Linked DNA regions of Homo sapiens: region 2 is linked to region 1. A link is an interaction called in ENCODE POLR2A ChIA-PET data of the cell type or tissue named here. Cell type or tissue: HepG2. All regions are shown on one strand. Links, peaks and the distances in the headings refer to the core of each region. The heading gives the core; the rest is flanking DNA. Region 1 holds the start of SMIM44 (small integral membrane protein 44). Region 2 overlaps NFIC (nuclear factor I C).

Region 1 (9,144 bases), core at 2,858-6,857:
GTCCACAGGTTTGGTGTGGGCGAGGCCCTGCCTCCCCGTGATAAGGCACAGGCGGTCCCCGGGCGGGGGATGCCTGAGACCTGGGAGCGGGGCCCGCCCCTGGCACCACCTGATTGGGCATCCTGCCCCTCCCCTGCCAGCTCCTGCCCCATCGCTCTCCCTCCGGGAGGCCAGACTCTGGACCTGTGTAACAATTAACTGAGGGAGTCCCTCCTCCCTGCACCCTGCCCTGGGGACCATCAGCCTCAGGGCCACCCCTTTGTGATCCCTGCTGCAGGGGCTGAGCTGAGATGGCTGCGACCTCCCGTCCCGGCCCAGGCCCCGTGCCACTCTGGACACAGGGGGAACTCACAAATACAACTGGAATATCTTAAGAAGGGTGCGCCCACCCAGTGCCTCACACCTGTAATCCCACTACATTGAGAGGCCAACGCGGGCAGATCCTTGAGCCTAACCTGGGCAACTTAGTCAAGCCCTACCTCTACAAAAATAGAAAAATTAGCCAGGCGCGGCGGGCACCTGCAGGCCCAGCTACTAGGGTGTGCTGAAGTGGGAGGATCACTTGAGCCCAGGAGTTTGAGGCTGCAGCCAGTTATGGCCGCACCACCGCACTCCAGCCTGGGTGACAGAGGAAGACCCTGTCTCAAAGGAAATAAAAAAAATTAGAAATACAAAGAGTTACCAAGGCTGGGTACAGTGTCTCACGCCTGTAATCCCAGCACTCTGGGAGGCTAAGGCGGGAGAATCGCTTGAGGCCAGGAGTTCCAGACCAACCTCCTCCCGTCTCTAAAATAAAAAATGTAAAACTTAGCTGAGCATGGTGGCCTGCACCTGTAGTCTCAGCTACTCAAAGAGACTGAGGTGAGAGGATCGCTTGAGCCCAGGAGTTCGAGGCTGCAGCGAGCTACGACTGCACCACTGCATGCACCACCGCACTCCAGCCTGGGCAACAGAACAAGACCTTGTCTCTCAAAGCAAATTTGAGAGTCACCTTTTGTGCTCTCAGAGTACACATGAGGCTCCGTGCTCGGCAATTTCACAGATCGCATTTCCTTTTCTTAACACCCCGTGAAATGGTGCCGGTCTCATTGTGCCCAGGAAAGTCAAGGTCACGCAGCAGGTCTGACCTGGGATTTGAAGCCGGGTCTGCCTCGCCCCCAGCTTATCCTGCCTCGCCCAGGCTCTTGGCCCCTGAGGACCCACAAGCAGCCATGGGAGCACACAGGGACAGGGAAGGTGTGCAGAGGCCACATGCCCGTGGTCCACCTGCAAACCGGGACGCTCTCACGTGGGGATGCCCGGGAGCGTTGATGACTCAGGCTCCAGGCTCTCCTGTCCTCAACCTTGGTCCCTCGGCTGATTAGATAGTGGGCCCTGCCCGGGCGAAGGGGGACCCCGCCCCAGCTGACACGGGAGCAGCCATGGCCCAGACGAGTGGTAGGAAGGCCCGGCGTCATCGCACAGGTGTTTATGGAGCGCCTGCTGAGTCGCTGTCACTTCCTCTCTTCCGGAGGTCTGCGGATGACCGCTGAGCAGACCGGCCACTCAGCAGGATGGGGCTCACACATCCCAGCCCCAGGATGGCCACAGGTCTGCTTGAACCAGCCAGGCAGGCATCTATTAAACTCTGACTGTGTATCCCGTCTTGTGCAGGGCTTGGAAGAGAAGGAGGCCTTGGTGCTGTCTGGGAGCTCTCGATCTGATTAGGAAGTCAGGACCACCCCCCAGAGACAAGCAAACCCAGCAGCCGAGGCGGGGGCTGGAGAAGATTTGGAGGTAGGGGAGCCCAGCAGAGGGGGTGGGGGCAGGACCCGCCTTGGAGATCCTGCCCTCCAAAGTCAGTCAGTTGTCTGGGCTTTTTCTGAGAAAAGCACTCTGTGCTCTGAGACCTTGGCGAAGCCACTTCATCACTGCGTGCCTCGGTTTCCCCATCTGTTAAGTGGGGGCGATCAGTCCTACCTCGGAGGATTAAATGAGATACTGCATAGAAAAAGCCTGCTCTGCACAGCAGCAGGTACACGCTAAGCACTCGGTAAGGTTGGCCGATAATATTACAACGTTTTAAATCGCCCTAGTGTTTCTAATTCACAGTTTGCTGACGGCTTGGCTGAGGCTGAGCCGGGCAGGCTCTGCGTATGTGAAAGTCGCCAGCGTCCAACCCCCGGAACCTGCCGGCTGGGAAGGAGAAAGCCGTCCGCTGCGACCGGGCAGCTCAGGGTTTGCAGAAAGGGCTCCGGCGCGCGTAAGTTCTGTCTACACGACCGCCAAAGCGTCCGGAACCCGGATTCAGGATTCAAGTTGCCATCAGCTTCCAGAAGGAGCTTCGGGATGGGGGGTCCTTGAAGGCAATGGAGGGGCGGCGGGGCTCCGGGGGAGGCGGGGGTTCAGAGGGGGCTCCCTCCCCACCCCCGCCGGCGTCCTCCTCGCCCTGCCAGGCCAGGGCCAGCTGCAGGTCCAGCCCCTCCAAGTCCTCGCCGGTCAGGCTGGGGCGCAGCTCCCGGGGTGCGGCCTCCTGGTCTGGCTTCGGGCCAAACGCCCAGTCTGCGGCAAGGGAGCTGGTGAGGCAACTCCCCGGCCCCGGCCACCCTCCTCTGTCCCCTCCTCAGCTAGGAGAAGCACTAGGATCCCCTGACCACCCACCCAGGGTGACCCAGCATCGGCCCCAGCTGGGTTTCGGTGGGGGCAGCTCACCGGCCAGGTCGTGGGCGAGGTCTTTGATGAGGTGCCCGACGATGGCGTAGGCGACGGCCACCACCACCAGCGCGGCCAGCAGCAGGTACAGCACGTACCTGGGCAGGCGGATGCTGTCCAGGGGCGGCGGCCGGTACTCCTCGTACAGCGGCGGGGACGGGCTCCAGCCCTCGGCCTCCCCCTCGGCCGCCAGCCCCGGCATGGTGTCCGCCCGGCACAGGGGAGGCCCGGAGGTGACCCACACAGCGGAAGTATTAAGGGGCTTTGAGCTAAGAGGATTGGGCGGCTGCCCCACGGCCACCATCTGCCTGGGTTAATCACATTGTAAATCACTTCCGCCCACCCGCAACCTACCTGCTCAGCTCCAGCCACGACTCTGCCCAGCCGTCCCCACCTCGGGGCCTCCGCACCTGCGCTTCCTTCTCCCAGGAACGCCCTGCCCAGATTTCCTCATGGCCGGCTCACTCTCTTCATTCATTCATCTTTTTAATTCTTATTATTTTATTTTATTTATTTAATTTTTCTTGAGACGGAGTTTCACTCTTGTCACCCAGGCTGGAGTGCAAAGGCGAGATCTCAGCTCACTGCAACCTCTGCCTCCCGGGTGCAAGTGATTCTCCCACCTCAGCCTCCGGAGTAGCTGGGATTACAGGTGCCCGCCACTATGCCTGGCTAATATTATTATTATTTTTGAGACAGGGTCTCGCTCTGTCGCCCTGAGTGCTGGAGTGCAGTGACGCGATCATAGCTCACTGCACCCTCAACCTCCTGGGCTCAAGCGATCCCCCCGCCTCAGTCTCCCAAGTAGCAGGAACTACAGGTCCTCGCCACCGTGCCTGGCTCTTCATTCATTCATCGAATATGTATTGAGCAGCGACTATGGCTGGGCACTCTCTTAGGTGCTGGGACACAGCTATGAGTAAGAAAGACCAGGCCGGGCGCAGGAGCTCACGCCTGTAATCCCAGCACTTTGGAAGGCCGAGGTGGGCGGATCACTTGAGACAGGAGTTTGAGACCAGCCCGGCCAACATGGTGAAACCCTGTCTCTACTAAAAATGCAAAACCTAGCTGGGCGTGGTGGCGGGCGCCTGTAGTCCCAGCTACTCGGGAGGCTGAGTCAGGAGAATCGCTTGAACCTGGGAGGTGGAGGTTGCAGTGAGCCGAGATCATCCCACTGCACTCCAGCCTGGGCAACATAGCGAAACTCCGTAACAAAAAAAAAAAAAAAAAAGAAAGACCAAAACCTGACATTCCAGGGAGGGAGATGGATGCTAAGAAAGAAACATAACCTTAGAGTAAATGATATATTAGGTTAGAAAGGGAGGTGTGGCTGGGCGCCGTGGCTCACGCCTATAGTCCCAGCACTTTGGGAGGCTGAGGCAAGAGGATCACTTGATCCAGAAGTTCAAGATCTCTCTGGGCAACATAGCAAGACTGCATCTCTACAAAAACTTTAAAAACTAGCCAGGCGTGGTGAGTGCCTGTAGTCCCAGCTACTCAGGAGGCTGAGGTGGGAGGATTGCTTGAGCCCAGGAGTTCAAGGCTGCAGTGAGCTATGATTGCACCCCTGTACTACAACCTGGGTGACAGAGTGAGACTATCTCAAGAAAAAAAAAAAATTGGGCTGCCAAGGCATCACTGAGGAGGTGACATTTGAGCAAAGACCTGGAGGAAAAAGGGAACCAGCCATGGGAGATCCAGGGGAAAGAGAGTTCCAAGCAGAGGGCACAGCCCCTGCAAAGGCCCTGGGGCAGGACTGTGCCTGGCGTGTTGGAGGAACAGTGAGGAGGCCAGTGTGGCTGGAGCAGAGTGAGCCGGGGGAGTGGGGGGGAGGGGAGGATGGGGAGCTGTCAGGGCAGGTCCTGCAGGGCCGTGTAGACTGTGAGGAAGACTTCGGCCTAGACCCTGAGGAATGTGGGAGCCATGGAGGGCTGTGGGCAGAGGAGGGATGGGTCCGGACCCAGGTGCTCACAGGTGCCCCCTGGTGGCTGCTTTGGGGAGAACGGACTATGGGGGCCAGAGGAGGAGCCAGGAGGGGACTGAGCTGGTCCTAGTGGAAGGAAAGTAGGCAGATTTGAGATGGACATTTTTTTTTTTTTTTTTTTTTTTTGAGACAGGGCCTTGCTCTGTCACCCAAGCTGGAGTGCAGTGGTGCAGTGGTGGGATCTTGGCTCACTGCAGCCTTGACTGCCCAGGCTCAAGCGATCCTCCTGCCTCAGCCTCCTGAGTAGCTGGGACTACAGGTCTGTGCCCCCACACCTACCTAATTTTCTGTATTTTTTTTTATAGGAACAGGGTCTCACTATGTTGCCCAGGCTGCTCTTTAACTCCTGGGCTCAAGCGATCCTCCTGCCTCAGCCTCACAAAGTGCTGGGATTACAGGCATGTGCCACCGCACCCAGCCTTGGGATCGATTTTTCATTAAAAAAATCTGTTTTTAGACTAAATGCCTGCAATGATGGTGTTGCCATTTCCTGAGTTAGGAACATTGCAGAGGAGAAACCTGGGGAGAAACACAAGGAATTCCAAGTAGCCAGGGGCCAGGGAAGCCAGGACAAGGCAGTAGGAGGTGGTGGTGAGGAAGACCTGGGTTCAAATCCCAGCTCTGCCCGTCACAGCATGACCTTGGCTCTCCAGGGTTCCCTGGCTTCTCTCTACAATGGGGTGGGTAAAGTTTCCTGGGGTGTTGGGAGGAGGAAATTCAACAATGTGTAGAAGTGTGAGCCTTCCCGGGCGGGCGTGGTGGCTCACGCCTGTAATCCCAGCACTTTGGGAGGCTGAGGAACGCTGATCATGAGGTCAGGAGTTCAAGACCAGCCTGACCAACATGGTGAAACCCCATCTCTACTAAAAATACAAAAATTAGCCAGGCGTGGTGACATGTGCCTATAATCCCAGCTACTCGGGAGGCTAAGGCAGGAGAATCGCTTGAACCCGGGAGGCGGAGGTTGCAGTGAGCCGAGATCCCGCCACTACACTCCAGCCTGGGCAACAGAGCGAAACTCCATCTCAAAAACAAACAAACAAAAAAAAGTGTGACCCTTGCCAGGTGGTGGCTCATGTCTGTAGTCCCAGGGACTTGAGAGGCTGAGGCAGGAAGATTGCTTAAGCCCAGGAGCTGGAGGCTGGAGTGAGCTAAGATTGTGCCACTGTACTCCAGCCTAGGTGACACAGCTAGATCTTGTCTCTACAAAAAAGGGGGTGGCTTTTTATTTTATTTTATTTATGATTTTATTTTATTTTGAGACAGAGTCTCTCTCTGTCGCCCAGACTGGAGTGCAGTGGCGCGATCTCAGCTCACTGCAAGCTCTGCCTTCCGGGTTCACGCCATTCTCCTGCTTCAGCTTCCCAAGTAGCTGGGACTACAGGCGCCCGCCACCACGCCCGGCTAATTTTTTTTTTTGTACTTTTAGTAGAGACGGGGTTTCACTGTGTTAGCCAGGATGGTCTCGATCTCCTGACCTCTTGATCCACCCACCGCAGCCTCCCAAAGTGCTGGGATTATAGGCGTGAGCCACTGCGCCCGGTGAGGGTGGCTTTTTATATTTTTGTTTGTTTTTGAGACAGAGTCTCGCTGTGTCACCCAGACTGGAGTGCAGTGGTATGATCTCCTCACTGCAACCTCTGCCTCCCGGGTTCAAGTGGTTCTCCTGCTTCAGCCTCCCAAATAGCTGGGACTACTTTCCAGGGTTTTGTTTTGTTGGTGGTGGTGGTGTTCTTTTAAGACTCCCTCTCCCTCTGTTGCCCAGGCTGGAGTGCAGTGGGGCCATCTCGGCTCATTGCAACCTCCACTTCCCAGGTTTAAGCAATTCTCATACCTCAGCCTTCCAGGTAGCTGGGACTACAAGCATGTGCCACCATGCCCAGTTAATGTCTGTATTTTTAGCAGAGACAGGATTTCACCATGTTGGACAGGCTGGTCTCCAACTCCTGACCTCAAGTGACCTACCTGCCTCAGCCTCACAAAATGCCGGGATTACAGGTGTGAGCCACTGTGCCCAGCTTTTTCTTGTTGTTTTAAAAACATTGCAGCTGGTCTGTGTTGATGGGTAAAGAGAGGAAACCAAGGAGGCAGGAGAGAAAAGGGGGAAGGGCTGAAGTAATGGCTGTGAGTTGATGAGAAGGACGAGGAGTTGGTGAGGAAAAGAGGTGGCTCAGGCAGCCAATGTCACATTGGAAGGTGCCACCTTGGAAGTGGCTCCTTCGGCCCCAGTTGAGCCTTCAGATGAGGCAGCCCTGGCCGACAGCTTGATTGCAACTTCATGAAACACCCAAAGCCAGAAACATCCAGATACGCTTGCTGCTCCCAGACTCGTGACCCACAGGAAAGGTATCTGTCTTCTTTCCTCTGTCTCTGGGGGTTTTCTTGTCTTCTTTATTTAAGATGGAGTCTTGCTCTTGTCACCCAGGCTGGAGCGCAATGGCACACGATTTCGGCTCACTGCAACCTCTGCCTCTTGGGTTCAAGTGATTCTCCTGCCTCAGCCTCCTGAGTAGCTGGGATTACAGGCATGCACCACCACACCCAGCTAATTTTTGTATTTTCAGTAGAGATGGGGTTTCACCATGTTGTCCAGGCTGGTCTCGAACTCCTGACCTCAGGTGATCCACCTGCCTTGACTTCCCAAAGTGCTGGGATTACAGGTGTGAGCCACCGCATCCGGCCTTGTCTTTTTTTTTTTTTTTTTAATTAAAGAGATGGGGGTCTCACTATGGTGCCCAGGCTGGTCTTGAACTCCTGGGCATAAGCGATCCTGCCTTGGCCTCTAGAGTAGCTGGGACTATAGGCATGTGCCTCTGTGCTCAGGTCCACTTTTCTGTCTCTGTAAGGACACTGGTCATTGGATGTAGGGTCTACCCTAAATCCAGGATGATCTCATGCTGAGATCCTTAACAACACCTGCAAAGACTCTATTTCCAAATCAGGTCACATTCATGGGTACCAGGGGTTACCACCTGGACAAGCCTTTTCGGGGGACACGATTTGACCCAAGTCCAGCTGTTTGAAGCTGCTAAGTTTGGAGTAATCTGTTGCACAGCCACAAGGATCTTAGGTAAGTCTTGGCTAGCAGAACCAACAGTTCATCAGCCAGCGTTAGCAGGCAGGAGGGGAGGCAGCATGCACGGCACAGGGACAGGCAGGCGGGCACAGCTGTTGGTGGGGTGTGCGGAAGGTCTGCTTGATTTTTTCACTGAAGCCGAAAGCAAGGTCATCAGCTGAGTGAGGATGAGGGAGGTTGGAGGCCAACAAGAAAGTGACAGAACAGATCGCAAGAGAGAGAGCCCCACGGAACCATAGTAGAATGGATGTTGGCTGCTCAGGAGGCTGAGGTGGGAGGATCACTTGAGCCTGGGAGACAGAAGTTGCAGCGAGCTTAGATCGAGCCACTGCTCTCCAGCCTGGGCAATAGAGCAACACTCTGTCTCTAAAACATAAACAAGATGGCCAGGCACGTGGCTCATATCTATAATCCCAGCACTTTGGGAGGCTGAGGAGGGCAGATCATTTGAGGCCAGGAGTTCAAGACCAGCCAGGCCAACATGGTGAAACCCTGTCTCTACTAAAAATACAAAAATCAGCCAGGCATAGAGGCATGTGCCTGTAGTCCCAGCTACTCAGCAGGCTGAGGCACAAGAATTGCTTAAACCTGGGAGGCAGAGGTTGCAATGAGCTGAGATTGCACCACCGCACTCCAGCCTGGGCAACAGAGTGAGACCCTGTCTCAACACAGAACAAAACATACTGAGACCCCGTCTCTACAAAAAAATACAAATATTACTCAGGCACAGTGGGGCAAACCTGAGGTCCCAACTGCTTGGGAGGCCAAGATAGGAGGATCGCTTGAGCCCAGGAGGTTGAGGCTGCAGTAAGCTGCAGTGATCAGCCACTGCACTACAGCCTGGGAGACAGAGGGAGACCCTCTCCATTTAAAAAAAAAAAAAGTGAGCCAAGCGCAGTGGCTCACGTCTGTAATCTCAGCACTTTGGGAGGCCAAGGCGGGCTGATCACAAGGTCAAGAGTTCAAGACCAGCCTGGCCAACATGGTGAAACCCCATCTCTACTAAGAATACAAAAATTAGCTGGGCGTGCATGGTGGCACGTGCCTGTAATCCCAGCTACTTGGGAGGCTGAGGCAAGAGAATCACTTGAACCCGGGAGGCAGAGGTTGCAGTGAGCTGAGATCACGCCAATGCACTCCAGCCTGGGTGACAGAGCAAGACTCCATCTCGGGGGGAGGCAAAAAAAAGGCTGGGTGTGGTGGCTCATGCCTGTAATCTCAGCACTTTGGGAAGCCGAGGCGGGTGGATCACCTGAGGTCAGGAATTTGAGACCAGCCTGACCAACATGGTGAAAGCCTGTCTCTACTAAAAAATACAAACAGGCCAGGTACGGTGGCTCACACCTGTAAGCCCAGCACTTTGGGAGGCCGAGGCAGGAGATCGAGACCATCC
Region 2 (9,144 bases), core at 3,294-7,293, 87 kb before region 1:
GCACCTGTGATGCCCCCCGTTATGGCTGGGCTGCAGTTGTCACCCTGGCCCTGTGCCTGGGAAGCCAAGGGGAGGCTGAGGGCAGCTAGGGACAGCTCTGTGCCCACGGCCCCCTCCAGCCAGCTGCCAGGCCAGCCCCCTCCCTCCAGCTGGGCGAGGGCAGGAAGTCACAGATGGTCAGGGTTGGTGAGGGGTGAAGCAGAGGGCATTTGGGGACACCGGATGTCTCGTCCAGATGGGGAAACTGAGGCCCGGAGAGGGGCGAGGCATTGCCCCGAGTTGCCCAGGAAGGGCCTTGGCTCTTGTCCCTTCTAAGTCCCATCTTTATTTTTATTTTTTATTTTTTGGAGACGGAGTTTTGCCCTGTCGCCCAGGCTGGAGTACAGTGGCGCGATCTCGGCTCGCTGCAACCTCCGCCTCCTGAGTTCAAGCAATTCTCCCGCCTCAGCCTCCCGAGTAGCTGGGATTACAGGTGCCCGCCACCACACCCAGCTAATTTTTGTATTTTTAGTAGAGATGGAGTTTTACCATGTTGGCCAGGCTGACCTCGTGATCCACCCACCTCGGCCTCCCGAATTGCTGGGATTACAGGTGTGAGCCACCGCGCCCAGACTAAGTCCCATCTTTAGGTCCGCTTGGCTGTTCCACGGCCACCTGGAGGGGAGGTAGGGCCAGCAAGGAGGGACCCTAGGGTCTCAGGGCAGAAGATCTGCCGGAGGAGAGGGAGAAGGGGGTTCTGAGGGGAGGAAGACGCGAGAATCTCAACGCTGAAGTGGTTTCTAGATTCTCCAGGGCATGAGTCCTGAAATCCCCAAGGCCTGAGTTCTAGAATTTCTTCCACTGGGGCCCTGACCACACAGGTGATTCTAGAATTCTCCTAGGTGAGTTCCAGACCCAGGGGTCCAGGAGAAATAGAATGTTGGCTGGGCGTGGTGGCTCACACCTGTAATCCCAGCACTTTGGGAGACCGAGGAGGGCAGATCACTTGAGGTCAGGATTTCAAGACCAGCCTGACCAACATGATGAAACCCGGTCTCTACTAAAAATACAAAAATGAGCCGGGCGTGGTGGCGCGAACCTGTAATCCCAGCTACTCTCAGGAGGCTGAGACAGGAGAATCGCTTAAACCCAGGAGGCAGAGGCTACAGTGAGCTGGGATCGTGCCACTGCACTCCAGCCTGGGCAACAGAGTGAGACTCTGTCTCAAAAAAAAAAAAAAAAAAAAAGAGTTCCAACCACACATATAATTTAACATTTTTCTGGTCCTCACACTTAAGAATGTAAATTTAAGTATACTGGGGAAATTAATTTTAACATTATTTTAAGTAATGTTAATTTTTTTTTTCCTTGAGACAGAGTCTCGCTCTGTCGCCCAGGCTGGAGTGCAGCGGTGCAATCTCGGCTCACTGCAACCTCCACCTCCTGGGTTCAAGCAGTTCTCCTGCCTCAGCCTCCCGAGTAGCTGCCTCAGCTTCCCGAGTAGTAACATTAAAATGTTTAATTTTAACATTACTTTATTTAACCCAGGGCATCTGGAATGATACTATTGCAATCCATAAACAACAGGAAAAATTATTGGTCTATTGGTCGGGTGCAGTGGCTCACGCCTGGAATCCCAGCCCTTTGGGAGGCTGAGGTGGGAGGATCACTTGAGGTCAGGAGTTTGAGACCAGCCTGGCCAACATACTAAGACCTTGTCTCTACAAAAAAATTAAAAAATTAGCCAGGCGTGGTGGCGTGAACCTGCGGTCCCAGCTACTCAGGAGGCTGAGGTGGGAAGATCGCTTGAGCCCAGGAATGTGGGGCTCCAGCGAGCTGTGATTGTGTCACTGCATTCCAGCCTGGGTGACAGAGCAAGACTTCAACTCAAAAAAAAAGTTATCGAGGTATTTTATGATCTTTTCCCCACCCACCCCCCACCCGCTTACACTAAGTCTGAAATTTGGACAGACCACATTTCAAGCACTGGATGTCACACGTGGCCAGGGGCTGCTGTATTGGGCAGGCCGTGCTAAGACATCTGAGTTCCAGAGCAGGGGTTCCCGACCCCCGGGCCACAGACGGGTTCCGTGCCTGGGAGGAACCTGGCCACTCAGCAGGAGTTGAGCTTAGGGCAAGTGACCATTCTCACCTGAGCTCCACCTCCCGTCAGATCAGCGGGCGGCTCTGGGTGCCCCTACGAGCATGAACCCCATGGTGAACTGAACATAGGAGGGATCCAGGTTGCGTGCTCCTTAGGAGAATCTGACTAATGTCTAATGTCTAGTTTCATCCCAGAACCATCTCCCCACTCACCCCGTCCCTGGAAAAATTGTCTTCCATGAAATCGGTCCCTGGGGCCAAGAAGGTTGGAGGCTGCTGTTCCAGAGAATTCGGAAGCAGATCTCCAGTCTCCCAAGTTGGGTTCTCGAAAACGTGAGGGCAGGTTCTAGACCTTCCAAACTGGTTGCTTGAAAATCCAAGGAGGCTGGGCGCGGTGGCTCACACCTGTCATCCCAGCACTTTGGGAAGCCGAGACGGGCGGATCTCCCGAGGTCAGGAGTTCGAGACCAGCCTGGCCAACGTGGTGAAACCCCATCTCTACTAAAAATACAAAAATCAGCCAGGTGTGGTGGTGCACACCTGTAATCCCAGCTACTGGGGAGGCTGAGGCAGGAGAATCACTTCAATCCGGGAGGCAGAGGCTGCAGTCAGCAGAGATCGCACCACTGTACTCCAGCCTGGGCAACAGAGTGAGAATCTAACTCTTTTGCCCAGACTGGAGTTCAGTGGTGCAATCACAGCTCACTGCAGCCTTCAACTCCCAGGTTCAAGTGATCCTCCCACCTTAGCCTCCTAAGTCGCTGGGGCTGGGATTACAGGCGCATACCACCATGGTTGATTTTTTTTTTTTTTTTTTAGTAGAGATGAGGTCTCACTATGTTGCCCAGGCTGGAGTGCTGTGGTGGACTCATAGCTCACTGCAGCCTCAATCTCTCAGGCTCAAGGGATCCTCCTGCTTCAGCCTCCCAGGTAGCTGGCAGTATAGGCGTGCACCACTACGCCTGGCTGATTTTTTATTTTTATTTATTTATTTATTTACTTTTTGAGACGGAGTCTTGCTTTGTCACCCAGGCTGGAGTGCAGTGGCGCAATCTTGGCTCACTGCAACCTCCACCTCCCGGGTTCAAGCGATTCTCCTGCCTCAGCCTCCCGAGTACCTGGGATTACAGGCGCGTGCCACCACACCGGCTAATTTTTGTATTTTTAGTAGAGATGGGATTTCTCCATGTTGGCCAGGCTGGTCTTGAACTCCTGACCTCGGGTCCCAAAGTGCTGGGATGACAGGCATGAACTACCATGCCCGGCCTTATTTTTATTTTTCGTAGACAGGAGGTCTCACTATGTGGCCCATGCTGGGATTTCAGGCTCTTTGAGCTTTCTTCCATATTGGTTAGGGCTGGAGCAGGACTCCACTGTGGCGGGAGGTATTTGGGCGCAAGGAGAGCAGTTGTGAGGACTGGTGGTGACCCCCAGTTACTGTCTGTTGTGCTTTGGATGCTGGGCACGGGAAGCCTGGCTGTAAGTGTGTGTTTCCGGGCCGGGCGCGGCGGCTCACGCCTATAATCCCAGCACTTTGGGAGGCTGAGGTATGCGGATCACGAGGTGAGGAGATCCAGACCATCCTGGCTAACGTGGTGAAACCCCGTCTCTACTAAAAATATGAAAATATTAGCCAGGCGTGGTGGTGGGCGCCTGTAGTCCCAGCTACTCGGGAGGCTGAGAGAGGAGAATGGTGTGGACCTGGGAGGCGGAGCTTGCAGTGAGCTGAGATCGTGCCACTGCACTCCAGCCGGGGCAACAGAGTGAGACTCCGTCTCAAAAAAAAAAAAAAAAAAAAGTGTGTGTTTCCAAGAGGCTGTTATGGGGCCTCGGGCACACCCTCACTGGGTCTGGATCCCAGCCTGTCTACCACCAGGCGTCCCTTCTGGTGAACAGAGCTATGTGAGAACTTCCAACAGGGACACCACGGCCGCTCGTAGCCCAGAGCTTGCAGAGCTTTGTTCAAAGGCAATGGCCCAGGGCCGAGCACGGCGGCTCACACCTGTAATCCCAGCACTTGCAGAGGCCAAGGTGGGTGGATCACCTGAGATCAGGAGTTCGAGACCAGTCTGGCCAACATGGCAAAACCCTATCTCTACTAAACCTACAAAAATTAGCTGGGTGTGGTGGCACATGCTTGTAGTCTCAGCTACTCGGGAGGCTGAGGCAGGAGAATCGCTTGAACCCAGGAGGCAGAGGTTGCGGTGAGCTGAGATCGCGCCATTGCACTCCAGCCTGGTGACAGAGTGAGACTCCATCTCAAACAAACAAACAAACAAAAAAGCAGTGGCCATCATGATCGGTTGTGTCATCTAGTGGGAGGCAGGGGTGTGTCTGCATGCGTGTCTGGGGTGCATTGTGGGGGGATTGCAGGCGTATTGAGGGCTTACCAAGTGCCTGGCTCATCTGAGCCCTCAGGAAACCACATTGTTGGCAGCTACCTCACCGTCTCACAACCACCCGCTGAGGTTGGAATGATCATTAACAGCATTTAACAGATGGGGAAACTGAGGCCTAGAGAGGCAAAGTCACTGGCCTAAGGTCACATAGCTAAGGAGCACAGTCAGGATTTAAATCCAAGCCTGGGAGATCCCAGGACCCACAGTGGGCACCACATAAAGGGGCTGTTTGGGGTATGGCAGGGACTGCCCTGGAACGTTCCGGATCCTGCCTTTGGGCCTACAGGGCTTTGGTGCCGGTGAGCAGGCCGCAGGTTCAGCTGGCTCAAGGAGCAGCTTCAGGGCTGCAGCCAGGCTGGGGGCTGGGCAGGTCTCAAACCCCTGGACCTGGGGAATCAGGGAGGTGTGAGCTGCATCTGAGGTCGGGTGTCTCTGTGACTCTGTCTCTGTCTCTCTACCTCTGATTCTCCCCAGGCTGCCTTGTCTCAGTCCCTGTCTATTCCCACCCCACCTCGCTCTCTCTCCCGGCCTTGCGAGTCTCCTCCCAGCCCCCCATCCCACCCAGTGGGCTGCCCGGAGGTGGCGGCAACGGGGCAGCTGAATGGGCCTCTTGTTCCTGGCCACACCCGCCCCTTGGGGTCACCCTGGGACATGCCCAGGCAGCGTGGCTACCTTAAAGGGCCAGTGCTCAGAAAGAATGTGAGCGGGGGAGGCTGCGTCCACTCCCAAATCCCACACCCTCCCCAAGGTGGACCACTCATGTGTCTGACGGGGGTGGGGAGCTGTGTACCTACACACCCTCGTGGCTTGGGGGAGGCCTGTCTGGAGCAGGAGATGTGATAGGGTTTGGGTTTGACCTTGGATAAATCCCTTCATCTCTCTGTGCCTCAGTTTCCCCATCTAGATCAGGGGGCTCCTTGGTGCCACCCCTGTGGGTTGCTGGGCAGATGGCATATTATCCAGGATTTTGCACACAGTTGACACTCTTCCGGCGCCCACTGTGCATTGATAGAGCACCTGCTGTTTCAGCCCAGCATTCATCCGCCGTGCAGACTTGGCAATTCCTTCTTCACCTTGCTCCGTGCCTCAGTTTCCCCAAATGCAGAATGAGGCGATGGCTGTCTTAGCTTCACAGAGAGCTACGCAAGGATTGAGTCGGTTCGTGGAATTAGAGGGTATTAGGGAGAAGGGCCTGAAACACTGCCAAGTGTCACCTCCACTGGCGCACTTATTGAGCGCCAGCTGCATACCAGGCCTTGCTGAGGAAGCCTCACTGCAGAGGTTGCAGTGAGCTGAGAGGCAAAGGCCACCCAGCCTGGATCTCACTCTGGTGTCATCGCCTCCTCCCTCTGCTCAGGGTTGTGCAGCTTCAGGCTGCTCCCCTGCCCTCTCTGGGCCTCAGTTTCACCTTCAGAGCAACGGGAACAGCCCCATCCTTTCACACACTGGAAACCATCACCTTCTTCTGCCTGGGAGGGGGTTGTGCTGTCTCTGGGAATCCCAGGCATCCCCCAGGCAGGAGTCAACCCAGAGGCCCTCGGACCCGGGCTGTACCCTGTGACAGCTCCGGGTGGCTACGACGCTCCCGTGCTCCAGGCCAGCCCCACAGACAGCCCGGGACAGGTTGCTGCCGGATGGACAAGCCTGTGCCTCGCTGCCTTATGTAACCAGTTTATGCAAGGGCAGCCGGCCCGCTTACATAAGGGGAGGCCGGGCCAGCGCCCAGCTGGGGAGGGGGAGGCTCTTAAAGGGACCGGCGTCCCCCGCGGCTCCCTCCACGGGCACTGGTGCGAATTCATAGGCGAGCTGCGGACTCCGCCCTCAGCAAGGCCGCCATTAATGTCGTTATGATTATTTTTGTGGATGTTGTTTATCATCACTATATTCTTTCCCCAGGGCGGGGGTTCAGCTGAGCGGAGGACCACGCCCAGTGCTTGGGCAGAGGCTTGGGCTGTGACGCTGGCTCTGGGTGTCACCTGGTTAAGTCCCTGTCTCTGAGCCTCAGCCTCCCCTTCTGCACAGTGGGGCAATGCAGGAAGACGTGAGGTCCTGGAGGGTCCTGGCCCTGCTGCCTGTTCACTGTGTGGCCTCAGGCAGGTGGCATCCCCTCTCTGGGCCTCAGTTTCCCCATCTATAAAATAGCGCCTGCTCTGTGGGGTTGCTGAGGGAGAGTCAATAAGACATATTAAGAGTTTACATGCCCGCCAGGCATGGTGGCTCACACCTGTAATCCCAGCGCTTTGAGAGGCTGAGACGGGAGGATCACTTGAGGCCAGGAGTTCAAGACCAGCCTGGGCAACATAGTGAGATGCCCATCTCTACAAAAAATAAAACTTAGCCAGGCATGGTGATGTGTGCCTGTAGCCCCAGCCACTCGAGAGGTCGCGGCAGGAGGATTGCTCAAGTCTGGGAGGTTGAGGCTGCAGTGAGCTGTGATTGGGCCACTGCACTCCAGCCTGGGTGACAGAGCAACACCCTGTCTCAAAAAATAAAAATAGGCCAGGCATGGTGGCTCATGCCTATAATCCCAGCACTTTGGGAAGCCGAGGAAGACAGATCACTTGAGATCAAGAGTTCCAGACCAGCCTGGCCAACAAGGGGAAACCCCGTCTCTACTAAAAATACAAAAATTAGCTGGGCGTGTGGTGGGAGCCTGTAATCCCAGCTACTGGGGAGGCTGAGGCAGAAGAATCACTTGAACCTGGGAGGCGGAGATTGTAGTGAGCCGAGATCGTGCCACTGCACTCTAGCCTGGGTGACAGAGCAAGACTCCATCTCAAAAAATAAATAAGTAAATAAAAATAAAAATAGGCTGGGCACAGTGACTCACACCTCTAATCCCAGCCCTTTGGGAGGCTGAGGCGGGAGGATCGCTTGAGCCCAGGAGTTTGAGACCAGCCTGGGCAACATAGCAAATCTCTGTCTCAAAAATTTTTGAAAACAAAAGAGTTTAGGACAGCACGGAGCACAGACACTGTCAGCACTCATCCAGTGGAACCACTTTGCAGCCAATAAATATTTAGTAAGCTCCTACTGTATGCCAGGCACTGCTCCAGGCGCTGGGATACTGCAGTGAACAGGACAGATAAAAATTCGGCCCTGGCCAGGCACGGTGGCTCACACCTGTAATCCCAGCACTTTGGGAGGCTGAGGTGGGCGGATCATGAGGTCAGGAGATCGAGACCATCCTGGCTAACATGGTGAAACCCCGTCTCTACTAAAAATACAAAAAAAATTAGCCAGGCGTGATGGCAGGTGCCTGTTGTCCCAGATCCTCAGGAGGCTGAGGCAGGAGAATGGTGTGAACCTGGGAGGCGGAGCTTGCAGTGAGCCGAGATCACGCCACTGCACTCCAGCCTGGGTGACAGAGTGAGACTCTGTCTCAGAAAAAAAAAAATTCTGCCCTCGTGGAACTCACAGTTTGGTTCAGGCGATGGGCAAAGAACAAGAAATAAATGTCAGTTTAGGCTTAGTGCGGTGGCTCACGCCTGTCATCCCAGCACTGTGGGGGGCCGAGGCGGGCAGATCACCTGAGGTCAGGAGTTCAAGACCAGCCTGGCCAACATGGTGAAACCCCGTTCCTACTAAAAATACAAAACATTAGCCAGGCATAGCGGTATGCGCCTGTAATCCAGCCACTGGCAGGGGCTGAGGCAGGAGAATCGCTTGAACCCGGAAGGCGGAGGTTGCAGTGAGCCGAGATTGTACCACTACACTCCAGCTGGGGCCACAGAGCGAGACTCCGTCTCAAAAAATAATAATAATAAAAATAAAAAGAAATAAATGTCAGTTTAGCGATAAGGACTATCAAGAAAAATAAAGAAGGCCAAAGGAAAAGAGGCTGATGGGCTGTGCTGGGGAGGTCCCTGAAAGGCTGTCTGAGGACCTGACATTTGAGCTGAGACCTGAGAAGTGAGGAGGAACCAGTTATATGAAGAACTGGGGGAAGGCGTTCCAGGCAGAGGGCACAGCCCGTGCAAAGGCCCTGCGGCAGGACACACCTGGCACTTTGGAGGAACAGTGAGGAGGCCTGTGTGGCTGCAGCAGAGTGAGGAGAGGAAGAGAAGGAGGAGGGGAGGGCAGTTTGTGCAAGGCCTGGTGGGCAGTAGGAAGGACTTGGGCTTTGACCCCAAGGCAGGTGGGAGCCATAGAGGGCTATGGGCAGAGGAGGGACCAGCCCTGACTCAGGTGCTCACAGGCACCCTCTGCCTGCTGCAGGGAGGACAGACTGTGGGGGGTGAGGGCAGGAGCTGGGGACCAGGGCAGAGTGGACCGCCCTGGTGCAAGCAGGCGGTAGCAGGGACAGAGGCAGAGGAGGGGGCAGAATCCAGGTCAACTCCGACGGTGTGAGGATTCAGTTGCTCACCTGGGTCGTTTATACCTTATCTGAGGCTGGCCCTTGCTCTCCTTGCCCCGTCTCCTGCCTGCAAGCCGCACCTGCCTGGGCACATGCAGGGAAGGGAGCGGCGCAGCACTGGGCACGCCTGGGAGCTCTCCTGCAATCAGGACTTTGTTAGCGGGCAAGCTGGGATATGGGTCCTGGTGCCCGGGAGGCCCGTGGGGCTCTGGGCTCCTGCCAGGGTCCCAGCCCTAACCCAGGTACGCCACCCACATGGCAGGGTTATTCTCTTTTTTTTTCTCTTTTTTTAGACAGAGTCTCGCT

Evidence for each region. ChIA-PET counts read pairs that join two places held together with the same protein. Peaks named below come from ENCODE experiments on the same cell type or tissue, not always from the same donor. Only the 100,000 strongest peaks of a DNase experiment are listed, where the experiment ranks them.
Region 2: POLR2A ChIA-PET joins it to region 1 with 6 read pairs; 4 of 35 experiments call an interaction of 5 or more read pairs at or near these places.

What each region holds. Positions count from the first base shown.
Region 1 is chr19:3,480,511-3,489,654 of GRCh38, forward strand. It overlaps SMIM44 (small integral membrane protein 44), which reads right to left and starts at 2,931. Exons shown (of 2, transcript NM_001395954.1): 1 at 2,692-2,931; 2 at 1,600-2,541. The coding sequence starts at 2,893. The coding sequence ends at 2,294. It overlaps LOC105372246 (a long non-coding RNA gene), which reads left to right and starts at 2,468. Exons shown (of 5, transcript XR_936264.2): 1 at 2,468-2,776; 2 at 7,618-7,745. SMIM24 (small integral membrane protein 24) reads right to left here and starts at 15. Exons shown (of 4, transcript NM_001136503.2): 1 at 1-15. RefSeq lists an enhancer at 2,709-3,247 and silencers at 4,580-4,629, 4,640-4,689. In HepG2, for the core only: a CTCF peak has its summit at 4,676 (motif pointing left); a DNase peak (open chromatin) is centred at 4,674.
Region 2 is chr19:3,392,612-3,401,755 of GRCh38, forward strand. The region is part of intron 2 of NFIC (nuclear factor I C); the gene reads left to right. Among named protein-coding and RNA genes, the nearest start is that of NFIC, 31 kb to the left of the region's middle. In HepG2, for the core only: no CTCF peak of the experiment used is centred there; DNase peaks (open chromatin) are centred at 5,080 and 6,150.